3 separate regions of the Homo sapiens genome follow, and all the other regions are linked to region 2. The links are chromatin contacts, found by Hi-C or POLR2A ChIA-PET in ENCODE. All regions are on one chromosome and are shown on one strand. Each heading gives the region's core, a stretch centred on a gene start or an enhancer-like site at or near the end of the contact. The rest is flanking DNA. Distances are from core to core; before and after follow the strand shown. Region 1 overlaps ADGRV1 (adhesion G protein-coupled receptor V1). Region 2 has its middle 35 kb from the start of LUCAT1. Region 3 overlaps LOC107986432 (a long non-coding RNA gene).

Region 1 (3,646 bases), core at 786-3,285, 120 kb after region 2:
TTTAATTATGGCTCTAAGGAAAATTATTAACAGAACAAAATTTTCTCTTAGCTAATCTTTTTAACCTTTCTTGAGATGATACTGATTTTCTCAAACATACTTAAGAATTCCAAAATAAAAAGTCAAAATGCCTTCCTCAGGACAAACTTGTTCTGTTCCTGATGATTCTTCTGGAACTATAGTCAATGAAATCATCACGAACACAACAGCGTTTGTTCTGGGATAGACTTTCTGATGTCTCATTCCAAGACAAAGAAAGACTGAAAAATCCAAACTGAGAAATGTTTCTCTAAAACAAACTCTGCATTGTTTGAAAGATCCTCTTCTAACTGCGTGAAAAAAATGCTTGATGGAGTTATTTTTAACTGGGGACAGAACATTCATTCTGAGAAGTGTTCAGATCCCTAATTTTATAATGAGCAGAAATACATACTGTTGAAAGACTAGGCCAACTTCAGTACTCCAATCAACATTTATGTGCAGGATCATCAACAGACAGACCATTTTACAGTTTTCAGAATTAAAGTCTTCTAGTTGCAGTGAAGTCTTGAATCTGGATCACCTGGATTCATGCAAGATGGCACAGGGTGCTTGTCATCATCTACATATAGAGTTAGCTTTTTTTGCCCATGCACAATGTTTCTTTATCAATAATGAAGCTGGATGATACCAAATAGATTCTATTGCTTTATTGATTATTACTTTCATTAAACAATGTTAGCCATATAGGATGATTAAAAAAACAACTAATATCCTTGGAATATGAACATCCTATTAACTGATACAAACTGACTCCACCTTTCTTATAGCAGTGAATTTTCAGGTCACATACAATCAGTAATTTATACTCCAAATACAACAATCACGTTTGTATTAATCATCCAGTACAATTCACAGGTTCCTATTACACAGGTGGATGTACTTAGAGAGTTTTAGCACAAAAGCTGATACAAATATGAAAGTGTGCTCAGTCGAATGGTTAGTGAGGTGCTACAGGTGAGTGTCGGCGATGGGTATCCTCCTGAGCTCCACGATCTGGGAGTCAGTCAAGGTGCCCCCCTCCTGGCTGCCTTGACCAGATTCATTATCACTGACACTGAGACCAGCACCTGCCACAGAAATAGAATGAACACAAAAATCCAAACTATTAGTGCAGTGAATTCTTAAGAATCAATTTACATTAGGTCCAAGCCTGTTTATTTCTATTATATTAGTAAAAAATAAGCCATACATTTAGAATAGATATTATTAATACCTAACAATTATGAAACTATCTTTTACATTTCCTTTGGCAGTTTTTTAAATTGTACGGATTAATTTCTAAAGACACACATTTGGGTTCTCAATCTTTACTGTTTGTTTTTCACATGGTGGGCAGGTGTAACCTACTACCACAATATAATCTCTCAATTGAGGGCTCATCAAAATAGAAAATCAGTCAGGTTATTAGACTTTTTCACCAGTGGGGTAGGATTTGCTGTTACAAAACATATAGGCCCCGAATTCATATGCACTGAGGTCCATCACTTGAGATTCAGTGTTGGGCAGTGATCTGAGAAGAAAGACAGGCATGTGAGAACACCTGGAGTCACACCAGTGCCCTGAAGACATTGGCTTTGAATGATTCAGATCTGATCCTAAGATAAAAATAATTACGTAACACAGTGCCAAAATAGATCCACACAGGAATTCCACCACAGTAGTTACTGTTAACTACTGACAGCGCTCAGAATCTGTTTTGAGGAAGCTCCACTATTCATTACTTTTTTTTTCACAACTCAGATAATTGAGAAAAAACTATGCTAGAGTAACACCTTGTTCTTTTCTTTTTCTTTCATATTTCTAGAGAACAATGTTCTTTTCTTTTGTAATAACGTTCAGAGGAACACATAAACTCTCATCCTCTCTACACACACACAATGGGGATGTGGTCATAGGGTGTGCTGGATGAATCACCAGAGGTTACCAGGGCCAGCCCCACTAGACTCTGCAAACAAGGAGGAAAGTGAAAAACCGGTTGCTCAGGCAGCTGGGATTTCCCTTTCTGTCTGAGAGGAAGAAAAGGCAATTCTGCAGAGTTGACAGTTGTGGGAAAATGGTGAATTGGCTTAATCTTAGCCTATCTGGAGATGGAAGCCAGAGCCTACTAGTGACCTTCTAGCCAAGCCCTCCTTCTTCTGGGTCTCTGACCTTCGCACTCTCTCTGTTAAAGGCCGCTGTTGAAACTCCACTTCCTCTCTTTGCTTCTGTGACATGGTACTTGCCCATCTTATCCTCTGATCTGCTGGCTCTTTCTAGATCTATTCTGCTTTCTCATACACTTCCTCCTGCTGCCTCATTTCTGGAGGCCTTGTTTTCTGCCCTGTCTCAAGGCCTGCAGGATCCTCTTGCCTGCACTCTCTCCTAATGTCTCACTAGGGTTTCCAAGCTCAGGACACGGAGCAGCAGGTCACTGCCTTTTCACACGACGTTCTTATGCTGGCACCTCTGCCTGGGGTGCTCTTCTCACTTCCCACCTCCTTCATCTGGCTGCCTCCACTCTTCCTACCAATATCAACTCTGCTATCCCTTGAAACATGATGATTCTCTTTTAAAATTTCTGACCCCCCCACTGGATTATGTCCTTCCTATCTTTCTGTCTCCTAGCTCATAGGACAGTGCTCAGTACACTGCAGGTGTTCAGCAAATGTGTGCTGAATGTAGTATTAAACTGTGCTCTGCATCCTAAGTCGTGAACCTGCCTGCTCCATCTCATCTCCTGTTCTGTTCCTCTGGTCTGTTCTGTATTCCACTGCCCTCTCCTTCTCAAGAACGAGTGTTAGTTCCTATTGCCAGTTACACTGAGTTGGGAACCCTCTGCTTTGGCTTTCATATCAGTCTTTAATCTGTCTCTAGCCTATCAAATAGATGTATCCCAACCATTGCCTTTTGGAGCGCTTTCTCTGAAACTGATCAGGTCTCCTGATGCCCTGAATGCACCATGTTAATTCCAGCCTGAATGTCTTCCTGCCTGCCCATCAGGGCCCATCTCTATACCTTTTTACAGATACTTATTTTTCCATCTCCTCAAAATAGGGAGCTGGAGGACATAAAATGTGAAAAGTTCTCATCCCTGACAAAATCATTAATCACCTCCCCTTTATTCTCTCACACTGCCCAGGTTTTGATGATAAATTTAATAATACTCCTATCTACAATGTATACATAAGCCATAAAGCAAAATGCTTAACAAACACTCATAAACTCCTTTCTTCAAGAACCAGAATATTGCCAGTGACAATGTATTTTTAAAAATTTACTAAGTTGCTAAAATTTACCAATTAATACATTTCACATCAAAAAAATCAGATTTCTGGTTTCTCTTGAAAAAAAAAAAAAAAAACTAACAAAAACAACAACCAGAAGATCAGGCAACATTGGGCCTGCATTTCCGCATTACAAAACAAAACAAAAAACAACAACAAAAAACCCATGGACCAGGCAGTCCTTCAGTTTGTCTCTGTTTTCACCCAGCCCTCTTCAATCATTTATGGACTACCATAAATAATGCTTGGCCCCCGAAGGTAACATTTGTGTCTACTTCCAGGCCTTCGAAGGACAAATGGCCCATGCTTCTCTGCTGGGAACAGGAGAACCGTGTTATGTG
Region 2 (3,636 bases), core at 219-2,718:
GCATCATTTCACACGTACACAGGGATAAGGAGGGAAATAATTCTCCCAATGAAGCAGAACCACCGGTAACAGCTGGCACAACTTCTAAAGACCCAGTCTGTCTTGAAAAACAGCCGCAAATTGTCCCTAAATAATAATTACCCCACCTGTATCAGGACTATCTCACTGACTAGCTGCACTTCATGACACAATACCTGCTATTAACTCTCAGCATGGATATAAACATTGCCATAATATTTTTTAAAACCAACAATGTATCATTTGCACATTAGGACAACAGAATGTTAGTTAAGGCACAGAAAACACAAAGGCATGGCTACCCTGTTCTTTGGTGACTCCATATCTAATTATTACCACACATGTCTCCAGTCTTTAGACAAATTTAGTTATTATAAGGGTGGTTGGACAAATAGCAAAGATTTGATTTTCATTAACAAAGGGCACATCAGAACCGAGTTAATCCTTCCCAGTTACCCAACATTCAAAGCTTCTAGTGCAGTCACTTTCTAGTCATTTTAGAACCCAGAGCAGTGTGACGATTTGATGCTTAAGTTTCAACACGTTTTATTAATCCATTCTTCTTGTGCTTCATTTAAAATATTGGAAACTATAAAAAGATCAGCGTGTTAATCCTCTGCCAGGAAACGGGAAAAAAAAGTTAAAAACCTAACAACAACACGAAAAGAGCAAGAGCGCTGGAATCTCAGCTTTGAGGAAACACATGGGATGAAAGCATCCGCCCAAGCTCTAACCATTTGTCACATGGGACTCTTCCCCTCGGGGGTGAATCCTGGATGTCCCCAGGATGGAGCGAGGAGGTCGTGCGTGCGGGCGAGTGTGTGACTGCAGGGGGCCTTGGCGGCGCGAGGAGGCGACGCCGCCCCCTCCCTCAGGCGCAGGGAGGGTCTTCCAGGAAGCGGCGGATCTCTGCTGACTCCGCGGCTGCGGGCCCCGGGCTGCGGCCGCCCAGGCCGGCACGTAGCGCCGAGCGTGACTCAGCGCTGACTCATCCGACTCGCTGCCAGTGGATTTCCCCCGTCAGCTGCTCGCGCTACTCCTGTCGCCGGGAGCTCGCAGGACTTCGCAGATACCGCTGCCTCCTTAGTCTTTCCTGAATAGCAGAGCAGTCCTGTCGCTTTAAACAGAGCAAGGCAGCTTTCACTGCTTTTGAATCCCGACCGAGCGGGGCACTGCCGTGCTTTGTTTTCTTTGCCTTTAAGAGTGCAATAGTCCACTAATCAAATTCTTTCATCAAAAGAGTGTTGGGACAAATCCCTGACATCGTCCTTCCACTGTGATTTGGAGATGACCTCCACCCAGGTTTCACTTCCGTTGTACCCAGCTCTCGTCTTATTTTTGTCCCTCATTTTGTGAATTTATCCTCTCACTACGCTTGATAACTAACCTTGGCGCAAACCCACAACTGTGGTGACGCAAATCAGGTTGGAACTTGGCATCGTTGTGTGCGGGCAGTGAGGGACTTACTGTAAAAACTGGGGCCTTCATAAAGGCGTTCTTATTTGCAATCCTACTTGCTGATTAGATACCGTGCTCATTTTCTGTCTGCCACTCCCCTTTGAAAGTTCCTGAGACAGGCCGGGCGCGGTGGCTCACGCCTGTAATCCCATCACTCTGGGAGGCCGAGGCGGGCGGATCACGAGGTCAGGAGATCGAGACCGTCCTGGCTAACACGGTGAAACACCGCCTCTATTAAAAAATACAAAAAATTAGCCGGGCGTAGTGGTGGGCGCTTGTAGTCCCAGCTACTCGGGAGGCTGAGGCAGGAGAATGGCGTGAACCTGGGAGGCGGAGCTTGCAGTGAGTGCCACTGCACTCCAGCCTGGGCGACAGAGCGAGACTCCGTCTCAAAAAAAAAAAAAAAAAAAAAAAAAGAAAGAAAGAAAGCTCCTGAGACAGATTTAGATGGACTGCTAAAACCTGTCCATCTAAATGGACCGGTTTAGATGGACCGCTCCCGGTCGTGCTCATTTCTTCTTCCCCAGAGTTCAATCTGCAGCGCAGCAGCAGGGCAGCATTTCTCTAACTTTACCGTGGACCGCCTGCATCAAAAGCGCCGCGGTAAAAATGCAGATTCTTGAAGCTCACTTCAAATTACAGACTCAGAATGTCCTGGCTGGGTGGGGGCATGGAGGCACCTGTCTGAGGTCGGGGCCTAGAAATAATCCATCGTATTAACCAACTACCTATCAGTGATTCTTAGGTACATTTAGGTTTGACAACTATAGCAAGAGGGCGAGGATGTGAGACATTATACTGGGTAGACTCTAGGACTCCTTACGATATAGAACACTGTGTTCTAAAATTGATGTTTAAGTTTTGATGGAAGGAAAAAATATTTCCAAATTTGGTTTTATATATTATATTGTTTGCTTTAACTGTATATTTATATAGACAAATTTCTTTTCTTTTTTTTTTTTTTTCTTTAAAGAGAGAAGGCCGAGGCGGGTGGATCATGAGGTCAGGAGATCGAGACCATCCTGGCTAACAAGGTGAAACCCCGTCTCTACTAAAAATACAAAAAATTAGCCGGGCGCGGTGGCGGGCGCCTGTAGTCCCAGCTACTGGGGAGGCTGAGGCAGGAGAATGGCGTGAACCCGGGAAGCGGAGCTTGCAGTGAGCCGAGATTGCGCCACTGCAGTCCGCAGTCCGGCCTGGGCGACAGAGCGAGACTCCGTCTCAAAAAAAAAAAAAAAAAAAAAAAAAAAAAAAAAAAAAAAAAAGAGAGAGTCTTTCTGTGTTGCCCAGGCTGGCCTCGAACTCCTGGGCTCAAGGAACCCTTCCGCCTCAGCCTCTCCAGTAGTTAGGACTACAGGCGTGCACCACCACTCGGCTCTTTTTCTTTCTTCCTTTTTATTTTTATTTACTTATTTTGAGACATGGTCTCACTCTCTCGCCTAGGCTAAAGTGAAGTGGTGGGATCTTGGCTCACTTCAGCCTCACCCTCCCCAGAATCAGGTGATAGTCCCACCTCAGCCTCCCCAGGGGCTGGGGCTACAGGTGTGTGCCACCATGCCTGAATAATTTTTGTATTTTTTTAAGAGACAGGGTTTCACCATGTTGCCCAGGCTGGTCTCGAACTCCTGGGCTCAAGGGATCCGCCTGCCTCGGCCTCCCAAGGTGCTGGGATTACAAGGGTGTACCACCATACCTGGCCGGCTCTTTTTTTTTTTTTTTAATTAGAACTTTGTTTATAAAATAAAATCAAGTTTCTATAAATTTTCTTTATTTCAGAGTAATATTTTTCCAATCTGACTTTGTGTCAGAATTACCCAAAGAGTTATAGAAAAACTCTTAATTCCTTGACCAGCCCTCAGGCTTAAAGACACTATCTCTGAAAGTGAAGCCCCCCAAATAGGCATTTTTTTCTTTTTTGACATGGTCTTACCCTGCTGCCCAGGCTGAAGTGCAGTGGCATGATCACTGCTTGCTGCAGCCTCAGTCTCCCAAGGGTCAGGTGATCCTCCCACCTCAGCCTCCCAAGTAGCTGGGGCTACAGGCGTGTGCCACACCTGGCTAATTTTTGTATTTCTTGTAGAGATGGGGTTTTTCCATGCTCCCCAGGCTGGTCTCAAATTTCTGAGCTCAAGTGATCCGCCTACCTAGACCTCTTAAAGT
Region 3 (4,080 bases), core at 726-3,225, 96 kb after region 2:
GACACTTACAGGTATTATGAATTGCTTTGGGATGAGGAGTTCTAGTTTCTATGATCTGCTCAGAGGGGAAGTGGGAAAGCAGAAAGGAGGGTTGGAGAAGGCCAGGGAGGACTTCTTGCTTCTGAAGCCTTTCCAGTCTCCTTCAGTTCCAACTACTCAGCATACCAAAGTGCCATATTTTGGGGTATTGTGTTCTAAGCCCCAGCACTATCTATCTATCACTGATCTCTCTCTCTCTATGTTTCTACATCTCTATCTGTCTATACATAAATTAGGCAGGCAACTGACTCATGGGTGGGAGACGGAGATTGTCAGTTTTGACATCTGATAATCAACAGTAAAGTGTTGTTATATTCAGATACTCAATGTTCTTCTAAAAGGTAAATCCATTGTTCTACTAAAACTTGGAGAATTGGGGGGAAGAACTGACACTTTTATTCCAAAATAAACTTCGAAGTTTTTCAAAATAAAACTAAATGTCTTTGAATAAATGTTGAAATAGTGGGAAAAACTGTAGGTATTTTTAAATAATCTTCTGGAGGATTCACAAAAATATAGCTATGTGGAAAGCCTACATCTCAGTTTCATAGAAATAAATACATGATGAGCTTCGAAACAGATTAGTGGAGACTTAGAATGTAAGATTATTTTTCAAGAAACTTGAATAAATTTACTTCTCAGTATAAAAAAGAAAGTGAACAATATCCTTGCCACATTCCAATATAATAAAAAAATATGAGGACTAGAGAAGAACTGTTTCAAATATTGATGTATATGCGGGTTGGCCACACGTCCTGTTTTACCCTGGATAGTCCATGTTCGCATGTGTGGTCCTGTTGTGATTGTTTTTAATGCCTCCTTTCATTCTTCACAATAATGTTCATCCTATGTACGTAAAATTAGATGAAGGATGTTTTATATGTTGACTAACTAAAATTGTCTGATTTGCAAAAGTAGAGCTCTAACTGAAACTACCTGTTCGTTTGGAAACAAACCAAACAACCTTCTAAATGAGTGTTGCTTCTAGGAGGTGTGAGGACTTCCCAAATTTTTTTTACATATAATGATAAAAATTCTGCCTGGATTTAGAAATTTCAGTGTTTGATAGGGATTACCATTTCATTCTTTCCATCTGATAAACCACCTCTAACTGACCTCTGGGAAGGGCTAGGATTTCTGGCAGGGGCACAGGGCAGCTGAGAACATGAGGCTAAACAAAACTCTATTAAAAGTAGGGATTAAGGGAAGGATATTAATCTCATGCAAGTTCTCTTGACAAATCCTAAAGAGACTAATATAATCATAGGTCACAAACCAACTGTGAAGATTAATTAAACCCTTAGGTTAATTCTCCCGATTCACTTTCCCGATTTTCTATAAAAAGTATTTCCAAGTCCTTATAACTTTAAGCTCTTTCCCATTCATGAGTTCTTTAGAAAAGCAGTAGAGACTTCTGGGGTGTTCCAGGGAGAGATCTTACAGGCAGCCAACAGAGTCCAAGACTTCAGTGGAATATTGCCAACTTGCAAATATTAAGAAGAAACTACCCATGACTCTTTAGACAGGTGTCTCCAGAGATAGCTTTAGTTTGTACCATCAGGTCATCTCTGTGATTTTTTTCCCCATGAAACTGCATTAGAAAACTATCAAAATAGACAAGAAAGGTATGATTTTTTTAAAAAAACCAAGGTCTCGAGCTCATTTAGGGGAACACTATCATTACTTTCATGTTAGACCTTCCATATACTTTAATGAATGACATAAGTGAGTATATGAGATGACACATGAAAACATTCTTTGTAAAGGGGTTATACAAATGGAAGGCATTATTATGGTTATCACTTCACCCGTCTGAATCCTTCAGATTCCTTGGGGCGCCTGGCCACAGGATAGTACAATGTTTAGAGCTGAATTGCAGCTAGGCCGTTTAGAATCCCAAAGGTGAAGTTTACCAACTTCCTCTTCAAGTAAGTGGGCGGGCAGTGGGGCAAGTGTTGTTGCAAAGCTAATGTGTTCATTTCTTCCTCCTTCCCAAACTTGTTTTGACAGTCAGGTGAGCCAGCCAACTTATGAAGACAGTAGTTTGGGTCAGGAATAAATCCTTGTTCTGGATTTCTTTTTTCCCCTCTTTGAACAGCAGCTTCAAGTTGACTCAGGTTTTACTTGTCTTTTCTTGAGTTCAACATTTATGCTTCTAAGAATGCATTTCTTATTCCTGAAACTCAAAGAGGCAAATGAAAGGGAAAGAATAATCAAGAAAAAAAAAATAGAAAAAAACATGAAGGTGGAACAGAAAGAAAGCTAGAAAAGAAACAAAAGGAAAAGATTGAAGTGGAAATCACTTTTGGGCAATGCTCTTATTTTTTTCTTGGTTTCAGTTTCCTCTTCTGTAACACAGAGATAATATTGATTTTTTTTATAGTAAATAGCTTTTAGGAAAGTTAGTGGAGCCAGGTGTGGTGGCTCATGCCAACAATCCCAGCACTTTGGGAGGCTGAGGCAGGCAGATGATCACTTGAGGCCAGGAGTTCGAGACCAGCCTGGCCAACATGGTGAAACCTTGTCTCTACTAAAATACAAAAAAATTAGCTGGCTGTTTTGGTGCCTGCCTGTAATCCCAGCTTCTCAGGAGGCTGAGGCAGGAGAATCCCTTGAACCCCGGAGGCAGAGGTTTTTCCAAGAAAATGACGTGATTCAACAAATAATTCAGTATCTTTTGCAATGGAAATAATTTGAAAGTAGCCAGAGATGCCTCTTAGGTTACGACTAATCTCACTGAAGAGTCATGCCCTGAGTCCCAAGGGTTGTTTGATGCCAAGCCTGAACAGCTGTTACCCGGATTGTGGACTCAGCTGGTTTGATTTTGGACAGTGTGAGAGGCAATAACTAGAAAAGACAGATCGTAAAAGACCTTAAGAAATACTCTTCAATTATAGGTGTGGTGTTTTCAAGTCACCCTGTTTTTCACTGAACTCAGCTCCACCCAGAGGCGAGAGGAGTCAGTAGCCAGTCAGAGAGAAACCACTTTGTAAAGCTCTACAAATACAGAAATAAGGAAGGAGGAAGCTGGAAGAGGAAGCTTTACCCTGGGGTACATTGTTTGTATGAAACAGGCAACCATCTAGTCTTAAGCTCAGCGAGCAAACTCCAAGAAAGTTTGTAACCCAGGTCCTCCCTTTCTGCGAATCTCTGAGGAGGCCTCTCTGGTCTCTTGAATGCCTGTTCCTACCCAAGCTGAGAGAAATTCTATGCCCTATTTAGTTACAATCTTAATTCTGAGATACAAGTGGCATCCAGGGCATCCTCTGTCAATCTAGGAAAAGAATGAGCAATAGGAAATATAATTTTCATATACCCAAACACATGCACCATGTGTCAAAGGATCAAGAAACACACATTTTTTTCCCCTCCCTGGACTGTCACCTGGACCTCTTGGCCTTGCACAGGGAACTGCTGTAATGTCAGAAGACTCTTTGGGAAGAGAACAAGTTATGCAAAAGACAACCAAAATTATCTAGTTCAGTAGAGCTTGTCCCTTGCTGTATATTAGAACCATCTGGAGAACTGTACAAAATACCAGTACCAAGCTCTACTCCAGAATATTCTGATTTAATCTTCTGGGTGGGGGTCAGGCAAAATTATTTTTTAAATTTCTCCAGGGTGATTCTAAAGTACAGTAAGAGCAGAGACACAAAGATTTATTTGTGTCCCTTTACTATATAACGGTGTCTAACATGTAATAAGGCCCCCCAAATAATGGTTATAACAGGAAAGGATAGATGTGTTAATTAATTGATAAACATGTAAGTTAAACCTTTTTCTAGAAAGCTGGAAATATAAGCAAATATTCTGAGATATGAGCTTGATTTGCTCCTATACTTCACTTGGGTGAATTTTCTCAGTATTGTACAATGTGATCAATCACAATAAAAATAAAAATTGAGTACTGGCTCAAATGTAGACTCTGAAGATGCCATCAAAAAGGTGCGGTACTTCTAAAACTGCATGCACAAACTTTTTTATATTCCTCCCTTTAAGAGGTGGAGTCTAATTTCCTGCCCCTTGAGTGAGGGCTGGATT

The links. A loop is a pair of places that touch in the nucleus more often than their neighbours do. ChIA-PET counts read pairs that join two places held with the same protein, here RNA polymerase II (POLR2A). Pooled maps may share reads with other maps.
Region 1: a loop to region 2 is called in a map of PC-9, with 4 times the contacts of the local background. The contact joins two enhancer-like sites. A Hi-C loop is called at or near these places in 9 of 168 maps with a recorded cell type or tissue (IMR-90, PC-9, aorta and 5 more), 9 of 37 single-sample maps with no recorded cell type and 19 of 50 pooled maps. POLR2A ChIA-PET finds 5 or more read pairs at or near these places in 7 of 52 experiments (A673, GM12878, H1 and 4 more).
Region 3: a map of CD14-positive monocyte shows a loop between it and region 2 (2.3-fold over the local background). The contact joins two enhancer-like sites. A Hi-C loop is called at or near these places in 1 of 168 maps with a recorded cell type or tissue (CD14-positive monocyte) and 9 of 50 pooled maps. POLR2A ChIA-PET finds 5 or more read pairs at or near these places in 2 of 52 experiments (A673 and activated naive CD4-positive, alpha-beta T cell).

The regions. Positions count from the first base shown.
Region 1 is chr5:91,161,245-91,164,890 of GRCh38, reverse strand. ADGRV1 (adhesion G protein-coupled receptor V1) reads right to left here. Exons shown (of 90, transcript NM_032119.4): 90 at 454-1,109. The coding sequence ends at 991. All of the region lies in intron 6 of LOC107986432 (a long non-coding RNA gene), which reads left to right. Among named protein-coding and RNA genes, the nearest start is that of LUCAT1, 150 kb to the left of the region's middle. RefSeq lists enhancers at 1,986-2,115, 2,136-2,185. Within about 2 kb of position 2,035, at least 30 of the 41 ENCODE cell types and tissues checked have a DNase peak (open chromatin) inside an H3K27ac peak, as active enhancers do; they include GM12878, PC-9, ascending aorta and 3 more, where a contact is called at or near this core.
Region 2 is chr5:91,277,988-91,281,623 of GRCh38, reverse strand. No RefSeq gene overlaps it. Among named protein-coding and RNA genes, the nearest start is that of LUCAT1, 35 kb to the left of the region's middle. RefSeq lists enhancers at 223-1,164, 907-1,166, 1,165-2,106. Within about 2 kb of position 1,468, at least 39 of the 41 ENCODE cell types and tissues checked have a DNase peak (open chromatin) inside an H3K27ac peak, as active enhancers do; they include CD14-positive monocyte, GM12878, PC-9 and 4 more, where a contact is called at or near this core.
Region 3 is chr5:91,181,811-91,185,890 of GRCh38, reverse strand. The region is part of intron 6 of LOC107986432 (a long non-coding RNA gene); the gene reads left to right. Among named protein-coding and RNA genes, the nearest start is that of LUCAT1, 130 kb to the left of the region's middle. Within about 2 kb of position 1,975, at least 14 of the 41 ENCODE cell types and tissues checked have a DNase peak (open chromatin) inside an H3K27ac peak, as active enhancers do; they include CD14-positive monocyte, where a contact is called at or near this core.